Linked DNA regions of Mus musculus: region 1 is linked to region 2. The links are chromatin loops, found by intact Hi-C in ENCODE. Cell type or tissue: heart. All regions are shown on one strand. Links, peaks and the distances in the headings refer to the core of each region. The heading gives the core; the rest is flanking DNA.

Evidence for each region. Peaks named below come from ENCODE experiments on the same cell type or tissue, not always from the same donor. Only the 100,000 strongest peaks of a DNase experiment are listed, where the experiment ranks them.
Region 1: a loop joins it to region 2, with 1.8 times the contacts of the local background. A loop is called at or near these places in 2 of 42 quality-filtered maps.

Annotation. Positions count from the first base shown.
Region 1 is chr16:89,986,387-89,997,417 of GRCm38, forward strand. It overlaps a transcript of Tiam1 not described here. Among named protein-coding and RNA genes, the nearest start is that of Tiam1, 31 kb to the left of the region's middle. In heart, for the core only: a CTCF peak has its summit at 5,417; a DNase peak (open chromatin) is centred at 5,505.
Region 2 is chr16:90,067,544-90,078,574 of GRCm38, forward strand. It overlaps a transcript of Tiam1 not described here. Among named protein-coding and RNA genes, the nearest start is that of Gm10789, 69 kb to the right of the region's middle. In heart, for the core only: no CTCF peak of the experiment used is centred there; no DNase peak of the experiment used is centred there; H3K4me3 peaks cover 525 bases; H3K27ac peaks cover 1,490 bases.

The DNA of each region.
Region 1 (11,031 bases), core at 1,060-9,059, 81 kb before region 2:
ACACGTCACTCCGTTATCTCTGCCAGAAAGCATGAGGTTTCAGTGTTACACGGAACGGTCCAAATGCAGGCACTAGCCTGCAGATTTCTCAATATTTCTCTGTATGGTGAGCTTCGCAGCATCCCAGGGCCTAGAAAAGGATGAAAGACCCTAGCCCTGCACTGTCTGCTTTCCTATGGATGGCCCAAAACAAAAGGATTCCAACTGCGACAAGTCTGTTAACCAAAGCGCCATTTACAAATTGCTGGTGGAGTGTTCTCTCACAGATCAACGGACAGAGCTCCTCTTCTCCAAGTGCAGCGGAGAGTACAAGAGAAGTCCTGAAAGGGCCTGGGTGAATATCCATCCACCCGTGTACTCCTCCGGCCTCTATAGGGAGCCTGATGAAGGCCCTGTAGGAGGCAGCGATGCCTGCAACCCGTGCCACAAGCAACTGAAGGCAGGGCCGGGGAGGAGAGGAAGCTGAGTTCACGCATATGGTGGGAACTGATGCATGTACGTCATAGGTGGATTACGGACGGTACAGCTAGAACTACCTGGGCTTGTGCTGGCTGCATCAGAACAGGGGCTAGAAAACCCTAATGGGCAAACTCTCCTAGGCTCTGGAGAACGTGTCAACAATCAGAGAGTACAGGCCACTGAGCCAGTGTGGCTTTGTTCCAGTATCACTTTGCGCATGAAGACTGAAATTCAAATTTCACATGCTAGTCAGTCACATGACACAGACTGTAACAGTCCTGTGCTGCCTAACAGGAGGCGCGAGTTCTGGGGGGAGCTGCACGGGGCCATGATTTCCTCACAGCAAAGACACCTGAGACCATCCCCCTCAACTAAGCCAGCCACAGCCCTGCGCGGTGCTCAGTACTCACCAGGAGGCACTGGCACATGTGTGCTGTCAGCGACCAATGTGGTATACAGTACTGCTCATCTGGTCTTTTTTCTCCCAACCACTTAAAAACCTAAGAGGCCTTCTTACGTCAAGGACCTTACACTCAGAGGAACCCAGAAGAATCCGGCCCTCGGACCAAGTTTGAGAACCCTAGATCTACAGCGCTACAGATAGTCCAGAGAGAAAGATTCCTCTCAGCTCCTGAGAGTGGGGGTTTTCCACTCTGGGCTGGGCACGCTCTCCTTATAGCCTCTGTGCCAGGGATAGGTGGGGGTTTCTGTCACACACAATGGCCCTCAACGAGTCTCTGGTAAGCGGCATCCATACCTCATGGGTTTCTCCAGCTCCAGCATGTGTCTTATTATCTAGAACATCATTTCTCCATATACATTTCCTGATCTAAGGAGCGACCCAGAAGTAACCGACCAAGCCACTGGGCTTCCCATTGTCTACCAGCACAGCCATGAATATCATTCCCTCAGGACCATTGGCCAAGGCCATAGAATAAAAACCTATACATCACCCTTAAGGTGGATTTTGCCCATTGGCCAAAGCAATTTAGTTTACCCAGTTTAAAATAGGAGGGGGCGAGGGTTGGGGGCTGTCTTTCCTTTCCATGAGGAGGAAGCTCAGAGACACAGTGACAGCATTTTGTACTTATACCCCATAGCCTTCCTCTACAATAGCTGTCCGTTTCCCAGGAAATAAGGATGCTTGGAGGTAGGGTTTCTTTCCCCCTCTAAATAGTTCACTGGAAAACCTGAAGACAAGTGTGTCAGGGATCAAATTTATAAGCAAAGGAAGCACAAAGAACCACAGAAGAATCTGTGTGGGAATGACGTGTGATTAGTCAAATCCAGGTGGCTTTTAGAACAGGACTCTAGGAACCGCTGTAATCGAGGGCCGGGAGGCAGGGAGGCAGCAACGGAAGAGAAAAGGAAAGGGGGAGCTAAGTCATACGCAGCCCCCTCACTCACCCTCATCCCTGCCCACCACAGCCTTCACAATGCAGCTCAGCCGGATTCTTCTCCCAGAGACACCAAATGCAGTTTACCCTAGAGTGGCCCATCACCGCCCGCCCGCCCGCCAGCCCGTCCATCCGTGCGTCCCTAGACCTCTCGATGCATCTCTGCTGACCTGACTTCAGGTTGCACTGACGCTCGGGGTCCTAGTGGGAAGAGAATGGGAATGTCTCGATGCATCCAGGCAGAAAGGCTAAGTTAGCAACACACTCTGCAATCCACCGGCTATTTGGTTTTAAATAATATTTGCAGTCTTCTTCTTTGCACCCTCCCCTCAACAAAAGAAAAAAAAGTCCCCATAGCAACTAACTGGAACACCTCAATATTCACCAAGCTTACCTACCAAGTAAGTCTGGCAAGAACATTTTCTCACTAAAGGCCACAGTAAGAGGAGCCAGGCGATCTCCCGGGCCTGCAGTGTCTGCCCAGCTGAGGAGACATTCATGAGACAAGGCTTGTTTACTGAGGAACCCGGCACACTTGGGCATCTTCACTGTGTGGGTGACTCCATCACTTCATAACCACAGATCAGCCCATCTTCAAAGCGTGTACCGTTGTCTGGGTATGCTGATGCTGTATCCCCGCATCCCCACAAGCCGCTGTATCATAAGACTTTAGCTTCAGGTGACATCTTGGGGGACTGGGGAGATGGCTCAGTCAGTAAAGTGCTTACCATACAAGCATGAGACCCTGTTAAAGGGACTGAGTCCTGAACCCCAGTACCCATGCTAAACAACAACAACAGGGCATTGGTATAAACAGATAACCCCACACTGGGAATGGAGGTCCCAGAGGCTCTCTCAAATACTAAGGTTGAGAGCAAATAAAGAAGATGCCCAACATCAGTGTGCTGTCTCCATACGCATGCGAGAGCGTTCACGCGCGCACACACCCCATTTTATTAGGAATCATTGGTACTGGTACTATGTCACCCACTGTTCATCTTCTTACTAAATAAACCACAAATAAAAACCAAAAGAGATGCAGGTGTGGAGGTGCACACCTGGAATTCCAGCTAGAAGGACCAGACTACAGTGCACAAGACTCTCTCAAAACAACGCATACAGAACCCGATGTTTGGTTCAAGAGCTAGTTAATCCTCAGTTACCCAGTCTATATACTTCCATGGGTGGCTCTAGGCATGAAAGAGGACCTTAGCCACGCTTCCTGGCTAATTTTGAAAGCCTCGATAGAAAAATGCAAGCTCCTTTATTTACATTTTGTTGAAATGACTGGAACCACTCTAAGCGAGATCACAATGGAAGTCCGCTAATTTTCTTAACTGCGTGAAAGATTTTAAGGAAGAACGTTTATTAGATATCGACGCTTCCCAATTATTTTCCCTCAGCTCCTCCATCCTTAATGGTGGCTTTAGGATGTCAAAAGAATTGATGTTAAGCGCTCCAAATAACCTTTGGCAAAACCCGGAGTGAATCCTTTCTGCAATTTGCTGCTGTTTGTAGTTCAACAATTTCTCATTTTCTTCATTTGAGCGGGCAAAGCCACACATTTAACATTTTTAATTAGAGTGCCACAGTGTGACTTGGTTTCAAATCCAAAATATTCCGATCCAAAATTAATCTTCGGGCTTCACTTCTGCTGCCAAGAATCAGAAAGCTAAAATTAGCAAAATTCACTTCACTGCGCAGAGGAGAGTTTCGCAAAGGCCTCTCAGCTGCCAACAGGCTCAAGATCCCATAAACGCAGCCCGGGCTGGTCAAGACCCCAAGTGTAGCAGTGTGGTCACCCCTCAGGATGCTTTTACTTTAAGTGAAAGGGCCTATCGGACACAAAGCTAACAGCGCTGTGCTGCGGGGAGGAAAGTGGAACAAGACGTGAGTGTGTAACAGGACAGCCACATCCAGTGCTAGCAGGAAGAAGAAGGCATCTAGAGTCCTCTCTGGCATATAACTCAAGATATTAAACTTCAAACGGTAACAGGGACGCAACCAGCAAAATTGAGGCTGTGGGGAACTTTATAGAGCAAACAACTTGGGCTTTTCAATAAGAATAAAGTATTTTAAAAATATATTCGTTACAGTTCTGGGAGCTGCAGAGACTGATGGAAAGGGCTAGCACCTGGCCGCATCATCCCCTGGTGGAGGTATGGGGAATGAAGGCTGGAGAGGGGCCTAACTCACCCCTTCTAGTCAAAGCCACACCCAAGACAGCATCATTAGCATATTCATGAACAGAGTGCTCACTGGCCAGCCACACCCCACCCCCAGACCTACTGCTGCAAGGTGATTAAGGTTGTATCATAAGAACTCCAGAAACAAGATCTATTCCCAGCAGCCGGAACCGATGCACTAAGGTCACCTGTGTCTTCATCAGCTTCAAATCTGATGTTAGAATCCTAACTTTTAAGGCAACTCTGTGGACAATGGGAACTTACAAAGATCTGAGAGGTAGGCCCCTTATCCTCAGCAGAGGAGGAAGGCATAGTGAAGAGCTATCTGAAACAGGCCCCACAGACTGCCTTCACCTCAAACACCCACAACTACAGATTGTTTCTAAACTAGTGGTTTACACAGTGAGAGCAGCCCAATGGATAAGATAGAGTTCGTCATTCAGGATTGTGATAAAAAAAAGTGTTTAAAAATTATGAGACAAGGGCTGGCAAGACAACTCTGCTGCTAAGGGCATGTGCCACTAACTCTGAGGACCTGAAATTGTCCTCTGACCTCCACATGTCCACTACAGTATGTGCATGCACACATACAGAACAAAGTATTAAAAATTTAACTGTAAGACAAGAAAGTGAACTTGAAAACTGGATATTTAATCACAACCTGAGTCAAAATTTTTCATGTTATCTTTTAATGACATAATCTAACATAACAGCAGATGGGGTGATACAAATCACTCCGTGCTGCCACAATTCTAAACAATCCTGTGTGTGTGTGTGTGTGTGTGTGTGTGTTCAATGTGCACGTACACAGTGTACACGTATCTTCATATATGTGCACATGTGTATGAGCTCTGTGTGTACATGTGTGTATGTGTGTACACACAAGTACATGCATCCATATGTGTGGATGTGCATTAGTGCATGTGTGAGAGCCAAGGCAGCACTATGAGAAAAAGCAGCTTGGCCCCAATGCTGACAATCCTTGAGTGAAAGGTCACAGAGTTTGCATGGAACCCTACTGTATTCTTCCTTTGGCTGATAAATATTTGAAATTATCCATAAAGCACAGTATGTATAAGAAATAGTGTGGTCTGCACACCCAGAAAATGCTGCCGGTGGCCTGTGGGTGTGTGGCCTGCAGACATATTTTGTTTGGACTGTGAATTGCTTAAAAATGTTATTTCCTTTTTGATCCAACATTTTAAAAATAAGACTTCACATAAAAAAAAAAATTAGGATTTCCGAGTTGTCTTGAAAACTGAGAAAGATCTGGAAGCACTGGGCTGTTGCAACAGGCCCTGGAGCAGCGCCCAGGGCTGACTCTCCTATCCTGGCATTCTCTGACCTCTGCTGCCCCCCTAGATAGTCACCGCTGGCGTCTGGCGCCCACCGTACAGGGGATCCAGACCAGGGACTCTGAGCTTACACCAGGGCCAAAGTCTCCAGAATTAACATGTTCCCTGTCAGCCCTAGCGACCAGTCACCACAAGCTCCTGCCAAATGCTTCAGCGAGAGCATGGGAGAGCCTCGGTTGATATTACACAGAGCCCTGATCGGAAACATATGCGGGTTTAACACAGCGCAGAAGCAACCCTTGGGCTTCTACTGTGTACTTGGCTTAGGACCTCCAGCCCACTGTGCCAGTTTGCCTTATCAATCGGGTTCAGGACAGGCTCCTATCTGGTGTCCTGACTCCCAGAGTGCAAAGGCAAGAAGGGGCTGAGCTTCCAGTGAGCATCTCCCGCTTCCGTTCAGAAGCCAGGCCAAGGGAAGCCAAGAAGTTTGTCCCATCTCCCTCCCAACTTTTCAAAGGGGTCCCTGGAAGAGGCCGGAGGAGTCTGTGATGTGAGACACAGCATAGGCGGCACCCACACACAGGAGTTACAATTTGCTCCTGGGTGTGTTTAATGTCTTCAAATCATCTTTCCAGGGGTAAAGAGATGGTGTACCGGCTCTCTACCGGCCCTCCCAGAAGACTTGACCCATGCCCCAAGGGCGCTGCGCTCAACAACCTTTGCCTCCAGCTCCACGAGTAATCTAACTAGGCCTCTTCTGGTCTCTGCAGGAACATGTTCTCACATCAAATACCCATATACATACACACACACACACACACACACACACACACACACACACGTTTCCTTAGCCAGGGGTAGAAGTGTATGTACTTCACCCCAGCACTCAGGAAGCAGGGGCAAGTGGATCTCTGTGAGTTCAAGGATGACCTGTCTAGACAATGAGTTCCAGGGCAGCCTGAGCTATATAGTAGGAGCCTATGTTTTGTCTCAAAAACAAAAACAAACTGTTTATCTAATGCGACGAGGGCAGTGTTCCTTCAGGCAGGCACAAGATGAGAACCAGGATGAGAACGGGGCCTTGAAGCACAGGGCTTGGGCATTTTGCATTAACTGGCCACTCTTCGTGGCACGGAGTTACAAGGTCTCCAACAACTTCGCCACTGCCCCTCACCTGTAGAGGTGAGGACAGGTAAGACCTTTGGACATTCAGGCTCCTAACGGTTCCTTCAGTCCCAGGCTCTCTGTGTCAGCTCAGACCATCCATGCAGCTGACTCAAAGGCAGCAGTCCACAGGGTTCAAGAGTGGCTGCCATGTTTGTAGAGTCCTTCTTCGAGATCCGGCTCTTCCTGAAGTGAGTGAGTTCACTTGGATAAAAATAGGCTACACTTTTAATTCTTTGAATGGCAGACACATTGAAAAGAGAAACTCAAGGCATCCTAGGACAATTTAGGAGACAATTAGGCTGTCTCAGTCTCTGCTCCCTGCCACTCTATCCCCTTCCTCCTACCTGGACTGCTTAGTTTGGCCTCAATGGGAAAGAATGTGTCTAGTCTTGCTGGGACTAGGTGTCTCAGGGTGGGGTGGTGCCCAAGGGGAGGGGGCAATGGTGGGATGGATTTATAAGGGTGGAGCTAGAATGAGAGAGGGGAGGGATAATTTAATAACCAGAATGTATTAGAAAAAAATGAAAGAATATTAAAAAGAAAAGAAAGTGTTGTAGAGACAGGAACCGTACTAAGGGCAGTTGGGAAGATTCTGCCTGACGTGGTATCAACCAGGCTGAAGGAGCCAGAGATCCATGATTTAAGTGATCAAATTTAGCCACTAGTCTACACTAAAAACATCTGCTCCTCTGTCTTCCAGACGGAAGTCTCTCCTTTGGCTCTGCAAGCCCACTTAGCTATTGCCCTTGTGTGGTACCCTCAAATCATCATCATAAACAGCAGCTTTCTCCGCTCTCCCTCAAGCTGCCTACCACAGCTATGAGTCAAGTCTTCTCCTCCTTGATGCCTAGATAACAGCTGAAGCATCAGTCACACCCCACAGGTGGCAAAGCATTTTTCTCTTAAATTCAGGCCCAGTAACAACAACAAAAAAAAATGTCTGCCTGAGTTTCAGGTCCAATGTGGCCAGTGCTTAGCGCGGTGAGGAACACCAACAAAAGGAACAGAAGCAATCCACCCACTGCATGCCAGCAGCAGCAGCAGCAATGTCCCCTCGTACACCCAGTGCTGGGGCAAAGGGAGATGAGAACCGACCAACAGGCACACTGTGGTGGTTTAGATAAATACCCCAGAGGGTCATTTGTTAAAGACTTGGTCCCCAGCCCAGTCTATTGGGAAGCAGAGAAACTTTCAAGAGGAGGAACCGAAAGGGAGGAAGCCACTTTATCAGAAACATCACCTCCTCCCAACGCCTGTACTCCCTAACTAGGGCAGGAGCGGCTTCCTTCACCACAAGTTCCTGCCACACCATGCGCCTCAAAGCAACACAGTCAAACAACCATGGTCTCAACTCCACAAGCTGTGAGCCCAAGCGAGCCCTCCTTAGGAAGGGTTTATCTTTGATAAGGTGTTACAGCAACAGCAGCACCTCGGGCAATCTGGAGAGGAGTTCTCCTGCATCTCTGGTTCCCTCCCTCCATTCTGGCCCCTCAGTCCACATGGCCCCTAACTAACACATGCACCACTCCATCTGTGTCCATCTAGCTGGGTGTCTACCGGCGTGCTCTCCCTTCACAACACTAGTACCATGTGAGGGAGATTAACACTGTCACGGGTGCATTCTATTCCAAGTCTTGGAACCGGAGAGTCTGATTCTCCTCTAGCTGACCTGAATGCCACGGTGGAGGAAGAGATGAGCAGGAAGGGCTGTGCAATCTGGGCCACTTCAGGCCTCACCGGTGCCTGCTCCCGTCTGCCTGTGCCCATCCACCACTCTGTCCTGCAAAGAAACCCAACCTGCCCCTGTCCTCCCTGCTGAGAGTCAGGAAGGAGAGCATGCTGCCCTCAGCGGGGAGAACACTTCCCAAAGCAATATGAGGCAAGATTCGGTTCCCAGAAATTGGAACCGCAAATTCATACCACCTCGAGAATTTAAAATTACAATCGACTGAAGGCTCAGAAGTGAGCTGGCCAAAGAAACCCAGGTATGGATTGTTCCTCTAGTCCTGTGTCCATTTTAAGGATATTTACATTCCTTTCTAAAGAAAAAAAAGGAAAGCCTTTTTTACAGCCAGTAAGAATGGAATTTGGACCAGGTTTTAAGATCTCCCTAACCAATGCTTTTGTTTTGTAGAATAGCTGATCTCTATTTCCTTAGTCAAATACACAGCAAGAATGGGTGTGCACACTCATACATATGTGCAGACACATGTGCATATTTGCACACCGCCTTCAATGCACACCAAGCCAGATTTAGCCATGACAGTAATCGGTAAGAGAATGCCCCTCAGGCTGCTGGGCTTGTTTGGGGTGCTCTGCTAACTCGGGGCACAAGCCTCTCTTTCTCTCTACACTTCACGTTTCCACGGGAAAGGTCGAGCAGTGTTTAAGGCAAACTCCTGATTATGCACACTAATTAAGACAAACATTGGCACAGACGCATGTTTGGCACAAGATTTTCTTAATTGCATTTTGCTTAGGCTACCATCAAAATTAGTTAGCCCCCCCACCTCCCCATATACACAAACAACATAGGGGGAGGAGACCTCATCCAAAAAGCCTTCTGGGAAACGAGAGCTGGCTGAAATGCAAAGTAGGCATGAAAGAATACAGAGAAGATTCCCCCATACTCTGAGAATCATTTATACAAAACAAAGTGCATACTGAACATGCTGACGTCACATGCATCACGTGAATCAATGTGGTCTACGGTGCTGATTGACACCATGTTCAACTGACGGTAAAAAGTGGAGAGAAATCTAAAATCTCCTGGAAAGGCAGCAGTGTGACTCTAGTCTGAGAAGCATCGAGTTCCAGGCGATTGTTTATGTGGTTTCTAAGAGAGTCACAGTAACATGAGTGTCCTTTGCCCCCTGCAAAACTCACTGGAATTTAATCCCCATCGTGTGGCATTAGCAGCTAGACCATCCATGGCATTCATAGGTGATCGTGGGAGCACGCACACGTGTGCACACGTATGTATGTTTTTGCGCCTGTGGAGGCCCAGGGCTGATGTTGGGTCTCATCCTCAGTCACTCTTCTACCATATTCTTTACGGCAAGGTCTCTCAATCAATCCCAGAGCTTGCCCAACGGTGTTCCCTTAAGAGCCAGCTTCCTTTTCGGATCACCTGTCTCCACCTTCCAAGGCTGGAATTACAAGTGACCAAGACTTGACATTTACAAGAATTTTGGATGATCTGAACTCCAAACGTTGATCCTCAAGTTTGCGTGGCGGATGTTCAAGAGTCTCCCTCATGCCGGGAAGGACCCACGCACTCCCAACTCTCACCATGTGATGCCCCTGGTACCGGAGTCCTCTACCGGCGAGAAGGCCGTCACCAGAAGCAGCTCCTTGTGCTGCCTCCAGAATCTCTTCTCCTTGAAACCTTAGTCTGTACCACGGCCTGTCAGCAACAGAGACTGACAACCACAAGAAAGACAAAAATGTAGGTGAGTTTACAAGACGCTGCTCAAACTCCTGTGATTGAGGCCAGCTCTCAACCATACCGTAGGAACCTTTCACACATCACAAAGAAGGCAGCCATACCTTCCCTGTACTCTTTCCTCAGCCACCATAGCTTGGAAGGGCTTCCTCCCACCATCTTGGATACTTTCCACTTTCTCAGAGTCTCCTTAAAATGCTAGCCGTGTTGCAGGATGTTGGGAGCCGCCCTCACATTTGCCATTATAAGATGGCGCTGACAGCTGTGTTCTAAGTGGTAAACATAATCTGCACACGTGCAGGGGCAGTTTTCCCGCCATGTGTTCTGCCTTTCTTGTGATGACAACTGAGCCGATGGGCTGCAGCCAATCAGGGAGTAATACGTCCTAGGCGGAGGATAATTCTCCTTAAAAGGGACGGGGTTTTGCCATTCTTTTTCTCTCTCTTGCTTTCTTGTTCTTGTTCTTTCTCTTGCTTTCTTGTTCTTGTTCTTTTTCTTGCTCTCTTGCTCTCTTGCGCTCTTGCTCTCTTGCTCCTGAAGATGTAAGCAATAAAGCTTTTGCCGCAGAAGATTCCGGTTTGTTGCGTTCTTCCTGGCCGGTCGCGAGAACGCGTGTAAGAGTTGGTGCTGAGACCCGGGACGAGAAGACCTGGGACGAGAAATCCCGGGACGAGAAGACCTGGGACGGTTACCATCACCGGCGCAAGGAAGATCCCTCATTCCGGAACCAGAACTGCGGGTCACGGTCATAAAGGTTCCCGTAAAACAGACTGTTGAGAAGGATTCAACTGCATGAATTCAGAACTCTTCAGCTGGGGAACGGTGGTAATGAAGTGTTCCCGCAACACAGACTGTTGAGAAGGATTCAACTGCGTGAATTCAGAACTCTTCAGCTGGGGAACAGGGTACCCGTAAGTATAGCTTTACAAGGTAAGTCTGGCCTTGAACTTTCTAACGAAATTCAAGACAGTCTATCAGAAGTAAAGTGGGAAATAGCTTTACAAGGTATGTTTGGCCTTGAACTTTCTCTAGTGTTAGGAGCCTTTTTGTTCCTTTTCACATGTTATCAAGCGGTTAAGGCA
Region 2 (11,031 bases), core at 1,275-9,274:
GGACCAGTAACTCAGCAGACCCCAAAGGTGACCAGTCATCCATGGGGATTCTCAGTTACTGATCTAGCAGGGTTCTTGCTAAAACTTGCCAGCAAACCAAGGATAAATTAAAGCGTAATTTAAATTTTTTTTTAATGTTCAGAAAAGCCTGACTTGAGTATGGTTGAATACAGAGTCTCTCTCAAGAACAGCGTAAGCAGAAATCCTGACTCCCGGGGTCTCAGTGACCTCCATGGTCTGCAGAGAGACGATCACAGGAGGCAGAAAGGCAGTTCAGCTCAGTAGCTGGGATTAGCTCAAACTTCTGGAGTCTCACCCTAGGTAGCTTATCTGAAGCATATTTAAGAACAGCACAATTTGGTGCACATTATTCTGGTGATAACTAACTCAATCCCATGTGTACAAAGAATACAGAAATCTCTTTGAGGAACAGAGCAAGACAAACACAGAGCAGGCGTGACTATACCATAACTTGTGAAATCCATAAAGAAGGTTGTATAGACTGACTGAAGAAAACAAATCTACAGTAAGGGTCTGGGGGACGATCCGGTGCCACAGAAGGCTATCCAGAGAGCAAAGGTCCCCAGAGTAGTAAATACATCTGCTCCCAGCCTTCTGGGCAGACGACAGGTGCATCTCTTTCCTTGAAGGAACAAGCCTCGATTCAAAGCATTACACACAACACACGGTCAGAGTGACAGGACCTCCCCTACCCCCCCTACCCCCTACCCCCAGCACAAAACCTGAACAATAACCCAGATCCAGGGAGTGCATATAAAGACAAAATGCCCTCCTTGCATCCTCAAAGGCAACACACACACATACGGGGCATGGGCTGTTGAAGATCTACAAGGGCTGCATGTGATGGTGCATAACTCTAGTCCCAACGCTCGGGAGCTCAGGAGGTATAGGCATGTGGATCTCTATAAGATCAAGGTCAGTGTGGTCTACATAGCAAGTTCCAACCCAGCTAGGGGTACATAGTGAGAGAGTCTGTCTCAAACAAACAAACAAACAAACAAAAAAGGGCACTGTGCTAAACACTCCATCTTAGATCATCAGCAATGCTCTATTCCCAAGGCAATCCTCCCGCCCCAGCCCCTGTGCAAGTCAGAAGAAGCCAGGGCAGGGAAAGCAGGGAACTAATACCATTTCCTTCCTGCAGGGTCACCTGGGATCTGACCATCACATGGCTTCTTTCAAGCCACCAGTCCCTCTGTTTCAGTTACAGGGGATGAAGGGACTTGTTCCTACAACCCCCAAGTCCCTCATCCCCACCCCTTGCCCTTCACAGCCACCTTCATGCAATACTCGGTATATTCCTGTCCAGTCTGTGATGAACAACAGTGCACAGACAGAAGGCAGAGAGTCTGAATGGGATTCACATTTCCGCATCTGCTCTCAACTATAGGAGGGAAAAAAGAAAGAAAAGAAGAGCCCAGTTTCTAAAGCATATTAACATGGAGCAATGGGATGGAGACAAAGGGGGTGGGGGTGTCCAAGGAGCCTCCAAATTTAACAGTTTCTGAAATCCATGAGATTCTACCCAAATTTTGCATATGCATGCATTTTTCTGAGAAGAGAAATCCAGAGAGAAAAAGAGCACATTTGTTATTGGAGCCTCCAAAGTTGAGGTGCTGCTGTAGGAGCCAGCAGGTCTCCTCACCAAGGAAAGGAAGAGGCATACTGACTGCACACACCTACGTCAGTCTCTAGGAGGGAACCCAACCACATCCCTCACCGAGGGTGCAGGGGCTGGAGGGCCCGCCACCGCCACCCACCACTCACCATTCACCACCCACAATCCCGGCAAGGCAGCTGGGATGGTGTCTTCCACTGTCACTCACAGCTCCCTCCCAATACTCAAGTGACATTTGCAAAGCTCATCAGCTCAGCAGGTGTTCAGGCATACACGCAATAGGAAAGCAGATCCGGGCCTGAGGAAAAAAAAGAATCCTATCCTGCTTACAAGCCCCCCACCCCCACCCCCAGGGCCGCTGGCAAAGTGCACAACAGAAAATCCAAGAGAAAAAAAAATACACTGGAGACAGCAGAACAGCCAGGCAAGCATTCTAGAAACATCCAGGTAGGCAAGGGAAACCCAAGGGGTGTCATCTGGTGACTGTTCCCTAGGCAGCAACCAACCCTTACCAGACCCATGTCCCCAACCCCCTGCCTGCCTGCCCCCATGAGCAAGCATATGTGAGTCATCCTGTCTACTTTACCCCTGGAGACTATACAGTGTAAAACTCCCAGGGCTGCGGTTGACACTCGTCTTGCCCAGCCCTGGGGGTCTGTTTAGTGGCCTCATGTCCTTCACACTGAGGGTGGTCTGATAAAGCAACAGAAGGTGATAAGAGATTGATGGAGCTGACACCACCCGTTGATGCCAAAAGGAAGTGACAAGCCATCTGGGCAGCAGCTCCTGAGGGGGGCCCAGAGCCTCTAACCCACATGGAGCCCCACGACTCCTCCTGTGCCGCTCTCCCTTCCCAGTTGTCCTCAGCTCAGAGGTGGAGGATACAGCAGCCAAGATGGACTTCCCGGTGGCCCTGGACAGGCTGAGGCATTACTCTGAAATTCGGTATCCTCAAATGTCAACTGGGGTCAACAGAGTCACAGCACCCATCTTTTCTGAGGCTTAAATTCACACCCAGTTCTTAGAACAATGCCCAGAGTACAGAAATAACCACACACAGGCTGTCCCACACGGTGCACTTCAGCTAGTTTTGAAGAGACATGTAACAAAGAGACATCTGTGCTCCGAAGAGCAGCCAAATACTAACAGCCCCGGCCCACAGGCCAGCGACGCATGTCCTCGATCCTGGGATGTGTTGTGTATGTTAATGTTTCTAAAATTACAGCGGGCACTGAATTTATCGTGTATCATGCATGTCGCCTGTTAAACAGGGACAACCACATCAAGCTAACAGGGTCTGCGGAGGACAGGAAAAAGTGAAACACTCTCCATGGGCCGTGCTTAGGCGTACACAGACATCGGTGCTCTGTGGTTCTTATGAGCAGCACAGACCTAACCCACCGCACACCTTCCCCTCTGACCATATGTGGAAACAAGTTCCCTCGCACCAGATCCCAGCATCCCTCCACTCTGCTAACAAAGATGCTGGCCGAATGGCCAAAGCCTAGGGAAACACACAGGAGCTGTGAAACTTCAGGCATTTGTTAGAGTTCCCCCATTCTGTTGGCATCGCAGAACTACTGATTTACGGAACTCGCTTTACAAAGTTGCCGAGTTGCATCTTGTCATATCCCGAGTTCATCCAAGGTTGATCCGGGTTTTTGCTTGGGGAATAATCTGCATGTCACTGGGTTGGCTTTTTGGTGGCCCCTACAGGAATAGGTGTCCCCCCTATCAGTCTGAGAAAGCTCCGTGGAAGACACAACCTTTAGCAGAGAGACTAGAGAAATGGTTCAGGGGTTAAGAACAGCGTACTGTGCTTGCAGAGAAAGAGGCTTCCACTCCTAGCACCTATATGGCCGTCCCTGCTCTCCAGGGAATCAGTCCCCTCTTCTGGCCTCCAAGGACACCAGGTACTTACATGGCACACAAGCAAGCAAAATACTCACACATCAAATAAGTACAACTGGGGAAAAAATGTTAAATTAAAATTCATAGCCATTTAACAGAGGCACAGGAGAAGCCAAGCCAAACAGTGGAGGGAAAAGTATCAGTGAGTGTGTCTGAGGGGCTTGGGGGCCTAGCTCAGTGGTGGGGGCTTGGGGGCCTAGCTCAGGGGTAGGGGCTTGGGGGCCTAGCTCAGGGGTAGGGGCTTGGGGGCCTAGCTCAGGGGTAGGGGCTTGGGGGCCTAGCTCAGTGGTAGGGGCTTGGGGGCCTAGCTCAGTGGTGGGGGCTTGGGGGCCTAGCTCAGTGGTAGGGGGGCTTGCCAAGGAAGCCCTGGATTTGGTGCCTAGCATTTAAAAAGAAAAAATGTACCTGAATACATGGGAGAATAATAATAAAGGAGCCAGGAACTGAGCCCCTGAGTCGCTCGGTGGCCTCCCTTACCCACAGTCTGGGGAGCCAGAATAATCAATAGTGGCTGAGTAGCCCCGGTCAAAATGTTTGATACTGCAAGTGCCACCCTTGTGGTGCTCAGCTTTTCGGATTCATCTTCCCCTTGCCCCCAGATCTGACTGCATTTCACATGCACGTTGAGATATCTTGAGGATGGGATGCAAGTCCAAATGTGGGATTCACTTATGTATCAAGTCTATGTTACTGTCGAATCATGGGGCTACTTCAGTGGTAAATCGTTGCTGGTTTTGGAGTTTGGCTGTGCATTCCTTCCCTTTATCATCCTCACTGCTTCCTTGGTGCCTGAAGACTTGGGGACACTAATCAAACAAGGGTACAGTCCAAAAGCACAGACATCTAAGAACACGGGTCAGACTGCTGGATACAAGTACTGATTTCCAACAGTTACACATGTGCCCTCCCTCGAACCAATCCCTGACACCCCCAAAATCTCATGTATAAGATGAGGGTAAAGGCGTCAACAGGAAGTGGGGATTGAGCCAAAAGACACTCCTAAAGAACACGGACCCGTGGGAAGCTTCAGTCATCCCCACGATACATCCACTGAGGTCCAGAAACCCAGTGAACCAGGAGTGGATTGTCTCCAGTCTCCAGTGGACGGGGAAATGGGAAGACAAGAGGGAAAACACAGACGAGCCGCAGGTTGACGGTGTGACGGCGGTGGGTTTTCTTCAAAGCCCAAGAATGCCAGTCACACATTCCTAGGCCACTCAGCTTCACCCCAGCCCTCGTGAGCCAGTTTCTGTGTTCTCCGAGCTGTGTCTTCCTTACCTACACAAGATTACACCGAGGGCCACGCCCCATCTCATGGGCTGGACATCCGTGAGTTTTCTGCATTTCACTGCTTTCCCCGGAGTCAAAAAGGGACAACAGAAGCAAAAGCTAGATCCTTATAACTCTCTAGAAAGCATGCCACGCACACACAAAAGCCACCAGACATGACCAGCGACGATTTCCTACTACCTCTCTGGGCCAGCTTACCTCTTCTGGCACTATGCCATCAGGGATTTTTTACCCGAAGCCCAGAGGGCAAGCCCAGTCTGTAAAGCCCAGGGAAAAAAAAAAGAAAGACCTAGGACCCACTGTCTTCATCAGCCCACGCAGCCTCCCGACTGCCCATGGAAATTTTTGGACAGCTACTTCATAAGGTGGTGCTTGAGTTGTCAGTGAGAAAGGCTAGGGCAGGTCGCCTGCGTAGGGACGTCTGATGGACAAGGTTTGGGATAAATGTCAAACAATGCCTGCACGGGCTGCAGTGCCGCTTGCTTACACAGCTGTTTCCTTTCTCAGACAAACGATGACACAGCACTTTTGAATGCAGATCATCTTCAATTAAGACGTTTCTGCCGAAAAGCTCTCTTGGCAGGACCAGCGACGTAATCTGTCACTGTTCTTCCGCTCGGATCTTTCAAGGGTAGCGGGGCAATTTATTTTTGTTGATTTAAACAAAACACAAAGGGAAAGGACCTAAAAATTGACTAGCCAGTTAAACTCAATGATTCTCCACGACAAGAGTACACACTCTGGCTTTGCTAGAGTTATAAACTGTCTCCCCAGCTAGCTCGCAGTCAGGTTCGGGATCCAACCGAAGCTGTGTTGACAGAAAGACTAAGTAAGGTTGGACCGTGCAGAATTCTTCTCTGTGTTGGAATGGACAGGGGCCTGCACCTGCACAGCAAGATACTGCAGCATGCATAGCCTGGGGAAGACCAATTTGGGTTGAATGAGCGGCCAATGTCAGTCACTTCACGGGACTGACTCTTTAGTAAACTGCAGTCACTAACAACAGTTCGTTGAGATGCCCACACTTATAAATACCCAGACACTTCACTTGCTCTCTTCCTTTCCAGAGAGAACAAGTGTCCAGACGAGCAGCCCACTAAGTGCTGTGGTTTCAAGGCTACTACAGACTTAATCAGTGCAAGGAAGGGCACAGAAGCCTATTTCAGCCCCCAGTACAGTTGTCCTTTAATTGCTACCACAAGGTCAAGTCTGCAATTGCAATGAATTCGCTCGGAACAGCCCCAAACCGCGGAGGCAGCAGAGTGCCAGCGCTTGCTGGTGGTCAGGGCATGAATGTTGCAAGGCTGCTACGCATTTTTAAACTCGATTGTACATAATTGTTAATCACTGACCCATCTCCAACCTCCTGGGCTGGAACATGTTGCTAGGCAACCTATTTTGCTCTAGATACTTCCTGAAAGCAAGCCCAACAGCAACCAAGAGTCAGCTAAGTAAACACTAACTATTAGTGACAGGTTCAAATAATGAAGGATGCCCAGCATCCTTAAGGCTTATTTATTTCATATGCCGTCCTAACGCAAACGTGTATTTCCCCATGTCTTACAACTGAGCCAATAAGCCACCTTAGGTTGGACTGGATGCAATTGCCCTTTATAACCCAGAGGGGTCCAAACACTAGGAAACAGGAATTGCTTTCTTCAAAATCGTAACTGTGCTTTGAATTGCAAACATCTCATTTACCAGCTGGGAAAGATAACCTACTTCTAAATGCCCAAGTAAGAGGTCACACGCACCTTTCTGTTAAAGCTGATCACTAACTTATCTGACTATTGCTTGGACAATAACCACACAGTCCCTGTCTTTTCAAATATGCAGATCCACAGGGAACAGAACTAATTTTATTGTTCCTAATTTAAGACCTGGGACATTAGGGGACATCCTGAAGACGGGGGACAGAACAGCCAAGTACATGAAAGAAGTCATTTAACGGGAAAGCATCGGTGTGCTGGCTGGTTTTGTGTGTCAACTTGACACAAGCTGGAGTTAGCACAGAGAAAGGAGCCTCCCTTGAGGAAATGCCTCCACGAGATCCAGCTGTAAGGTATATTCTCAATTAATGATCAAGGAAGGAGGGCCTATCCCATTGTGGGTGGGACCATCCCTGGGCTGGCAGTGCTGGGTTCTATAAGAAAGCAGGCTGAGCAAGCCAGGGGAAGCAAGCCAGTAAGCAGCACCCCTCAATGGCCTCTGCATCAGCTCCTGCTTCCTGACCTGCTTGAGTTCCAGTCCTGACTTCCTTGGTGATTAACAGCAATGTGGAAGTGTAAGCTGAATAAACCCTTTCCTCCCCAACTTGCTCCTTGGTCATGATGTTTGTACAGGAATAGAAACTCTAAGACAATCAGAAAGATGGGTGGCTGGAATCGTGGACTGCCATGTCATTCCTGGGAAATATAAAGACTTTATGTCCACATGCAAGAAGCCCAGTGTGTCACAGGGAATTCGTGCTAAGGACACATAATGGCCCTGTCCTTGTTCTTAAGAGATCCTCTAGAAAACCTTCACCATCGCTACTGTGAATACTGATACTAGCTTAGGGAGTACCTGGGGACAGACAAGTAACCTCATTAAGAAAGAAATGTTGCAGGGCTGGAGAGATGGCTCAGCGGTTAAGAGCACCGACTATTCTTCCGAAGGTCCTGAGTTCAAATCCCAGCAACCACATGGGGGGGTCACAACCATCCATAATGAGATCTGATGCCCTCTTTTGGTGTGTCTGAAGACAGCGACAGTGTACTTACATACAGTAAATAAATCTTAGGAAGGAAGGAAGGAAGGAAGGAAGGAAGGAAGGAAGAAATGTTGGGCCAGCAAGATGTTTCATCAAGCAAAGCTTGCTCCCAAAACCTGACAAGCTGAATTTGATCTCCATGTCCCACCTGGCACAAGGAGAAATATGACACGCACACATACACTAAATAAATGTAAAAATAAAATTAAAGAAATAATTGATACAAGTTATCGAGTGAAGGGAAAACTCATTGTGAGGTTTAAAGTTCAGATTTCTGCCCTCCCTTGCATACACGTTTGGATATCTATGTGCTGCAGTTTGAACACTTGGGTGTTTGAACACTTGGGTCCTGGCTGGTGGCACTGTCTGGGCAGGTCATGAAACCTTGAGGAATGCAGTCTTGCTGGAGGAAGTATGTCCCTACGACCTGGCTGAGGCTTTATAGCCTGCCCCACTTCCTGTTCTGTTTCTCTATCTCTTCCTTGTGGATGACATGGCCGGCCGGCCTTTTCCACCCCTGCCACCATGCTTTCCTGACGACGGCCATGGCTGCCCTGCTAGGGTAGATTCTATCTCTCTAGAGCCAAAACCAAAATGGCCCTCTCTCCTCTAAGTTGCTTTTGCAGCATATTTCCTCACAGCAACAGGAAAGTAACTCAGACACTATATCATTAGAATTCTCTAGTGACCAAAGGTACCTAGGACAGTGAGGTATAATCTACAGGTTAGACGCAACAAGCATGGTGTTGTGCAAATGATAAGCTGTCTAAAGAAGCTAACAGAATAGCTGTATGTGCCTGGGTGGGTCCTGTGAAACACATCAGGGTTCTCACTCACTGCAAAATTGCTTCATTTGTAACTTTTTAAAGAATGAACTATGGAGCCGGGCATGGTGGCCCACGCCTTTAATCCCAGCACTCAGGAAGCAGAGGCAGGTGGATTTCTGAGTTCGAGGACAGCCTGGTCTACAGAGTGAGTTCCAGGACAGCCAGGGCTACACAGAGAAACCCTGCCCCCCCCCCCAAAAGGAATGAACTATGAAAAAAATAAAAAATAAAAAGACTTCTGGGGAGTGGAGGTGTATGCCTTTAACTCCAGAACTTGGGGGGGGCAGAGGAAGGTGGATTTCTGTCTGAGTTCCAGGCCAGCCTGATTTACAATACAGAGTGAGTTCCAGGATAGCCAGGACTACATACAGAAAATCTTTCTCAAAACAGAAACAAACAAAAAAAGACATAACAAACAAACAAAAATAAAGCGAAACAAAGTCAAAGGTAAGCAAACGTTTTTTCTTCACTCTGTGGTTTCTCTCTAACTCTCTGGAGTAACTCCAATTGGGTTTCTTACTTCCAGCAAAGGCAGACTCCTCAGTCAGCCCCAGTGACTTGCTTCACACACTCATCATAACAACACAGATGCAACTTTAAGCGGGGTCCTCTGGACCATTCCTTAGCTACCATCCATTTTCTACAGTTCCCAAAATAAAACCCATACCCAGCCGGGCGGTGGTGGCGCACGCCTTTAATCTCAGCACTCGGGAGGCAGAGGCAGGTGGATTTCTGAGTTTGAGGCCAGCCTGGTCTATAGAGTGAGTTCCAGGACAGCCCGGGCTACACAGAGAAACCCTTTCTTGAAAAACAAAACAAACAAACAAACAAACAAACAAGCCATACCCAGCCACTCTCCCATGCTCTGTGCTTACAAAGATATGAAGACTCCAAAAAGAATGACCAGCTATAGATCTCCGTCAAAAGCAGTCAGGTCTGCCAGAAGCCCAGGAAAGAGAAAAGAAAATGTCCAACCCATAAGCATGTCTAACGACACACAGCCCAACATGACCACTTCTAGTTGGTACCACAAATTGGGGACTTCCATTGGAATCTCAGGGGAACAACATCTACGTCCCTCAAGCACACAATGAAATTAATGAACTCTAGAAATGGCAAAGAGTAAATAAATACCAAGAACCAGCTGCTCAGTCATATTCGGAAGCTCGCCTCTGCCCATTGAGAGAAGATGTGACTTGACTAGGGACACAGTGAACCAGCTGTGACGGTCACTGTGCACTTCTGGGAATCCAAGCCTACAACTGCAGGAAATTCATTCGCAGAGACATGGTGAACCCATGTCTTAGAACAAGCAAAGCCCCTGAGTGAACACAGTAATGTGCGCAAGTGGATTTTGTGCTGTTCCAATTCACAGTGCACCACGCCATGTTAGAATGGGTGCTGCCATGACGTAAGGCAGACAGGCTCCAACTGGAGTTCTAGAGACCACACAGTTCCCAACCTGGGCCAGCAATAGCTTTTAATAGGCTTGAGGTTTCGCTTACTGGCAAAGCATTTGCCTAGTGTGTCGGCTCCCAAGTCCTGTGCACAGTGCCACCAAAAAGGAACAACAAAACACTGCCCCCTTGGTTGAAAGCAGTCTTCTTAGTTAAAATACCAAAACAATTGAGTCAAGAAATTTTAAAAGACTATAATACAATTCGTTTCCATGATTTTGTTTGGTTAAAACTGTACATACAAGTAGGGGGAGTGGGAGAATTCAGGTGGGAAGGGTGGCAGCAGGGATGGATAGACAGATGGACACATGGACAGATGGTTGGTAAGAGGTAGAAGTCTACTAATGTAGAGTTGCATAGACTTGTGATCCACTGTTATGGTTTTTAAATTTTTGTAGGCTAGTGTTGTTGAAATTACTACACGGGAATCCCTAGCAAACGGTTCGGCCTTTTCACTCACACCGAGTCCACTACCACACTGAGACAAGATAAAAAGACAGAAATAAGATAAAAAGACTGGGGGCTGGTGAGATGGCTCAGTGGGTAAGAGCACCTGACTGCTCTTCCGAAGGTCCGAAGTTCAAATCCCAGCAACCACATGGTGGCTCACAGCCACCCGTAATGACCTCTTCTGGTGCGTCTGAAGACAGCTACAGTGTACTTACATATAATAAATTTAAAAAAAAAAAAAGATAAAAAGACAGAAATAATGGAGCTGAGATAAGGAAGGGGGCCGATCATCCTTCACGGTGACAACACTGTCTCAAAGGCTGATTGCAGGGTCAGTATTCCTCTCCTGTGTCAAACAACAGTAGCCCAGGTTTAAGGCCTCAATGTATATGCCCTTGAGCAGGCCTCATTCCTTATTCAGACACTGAGACTCTCAAAACTTTACAGCAAGGACACTGTGTGTCCCGTGGGCCAGACTCGTACATTACCTTGTAACCTTGTTAAGTGTCTCCCACCCCCTAGAAATCACAATTCCCCTCCCCTCATCCTCTACATGACCATTGTAAAAACCCATCCTCGGCTATATCTCACTTCCCCCTGAATGCACCCTTCCCCTAACCGTCCTGCATAAGCCTGCACTAAAATGCCTTTAATTCAGTCTCCAACTCTGCTTCCTAGCCAGCTTCTACTGAGTTCTTTTCACTA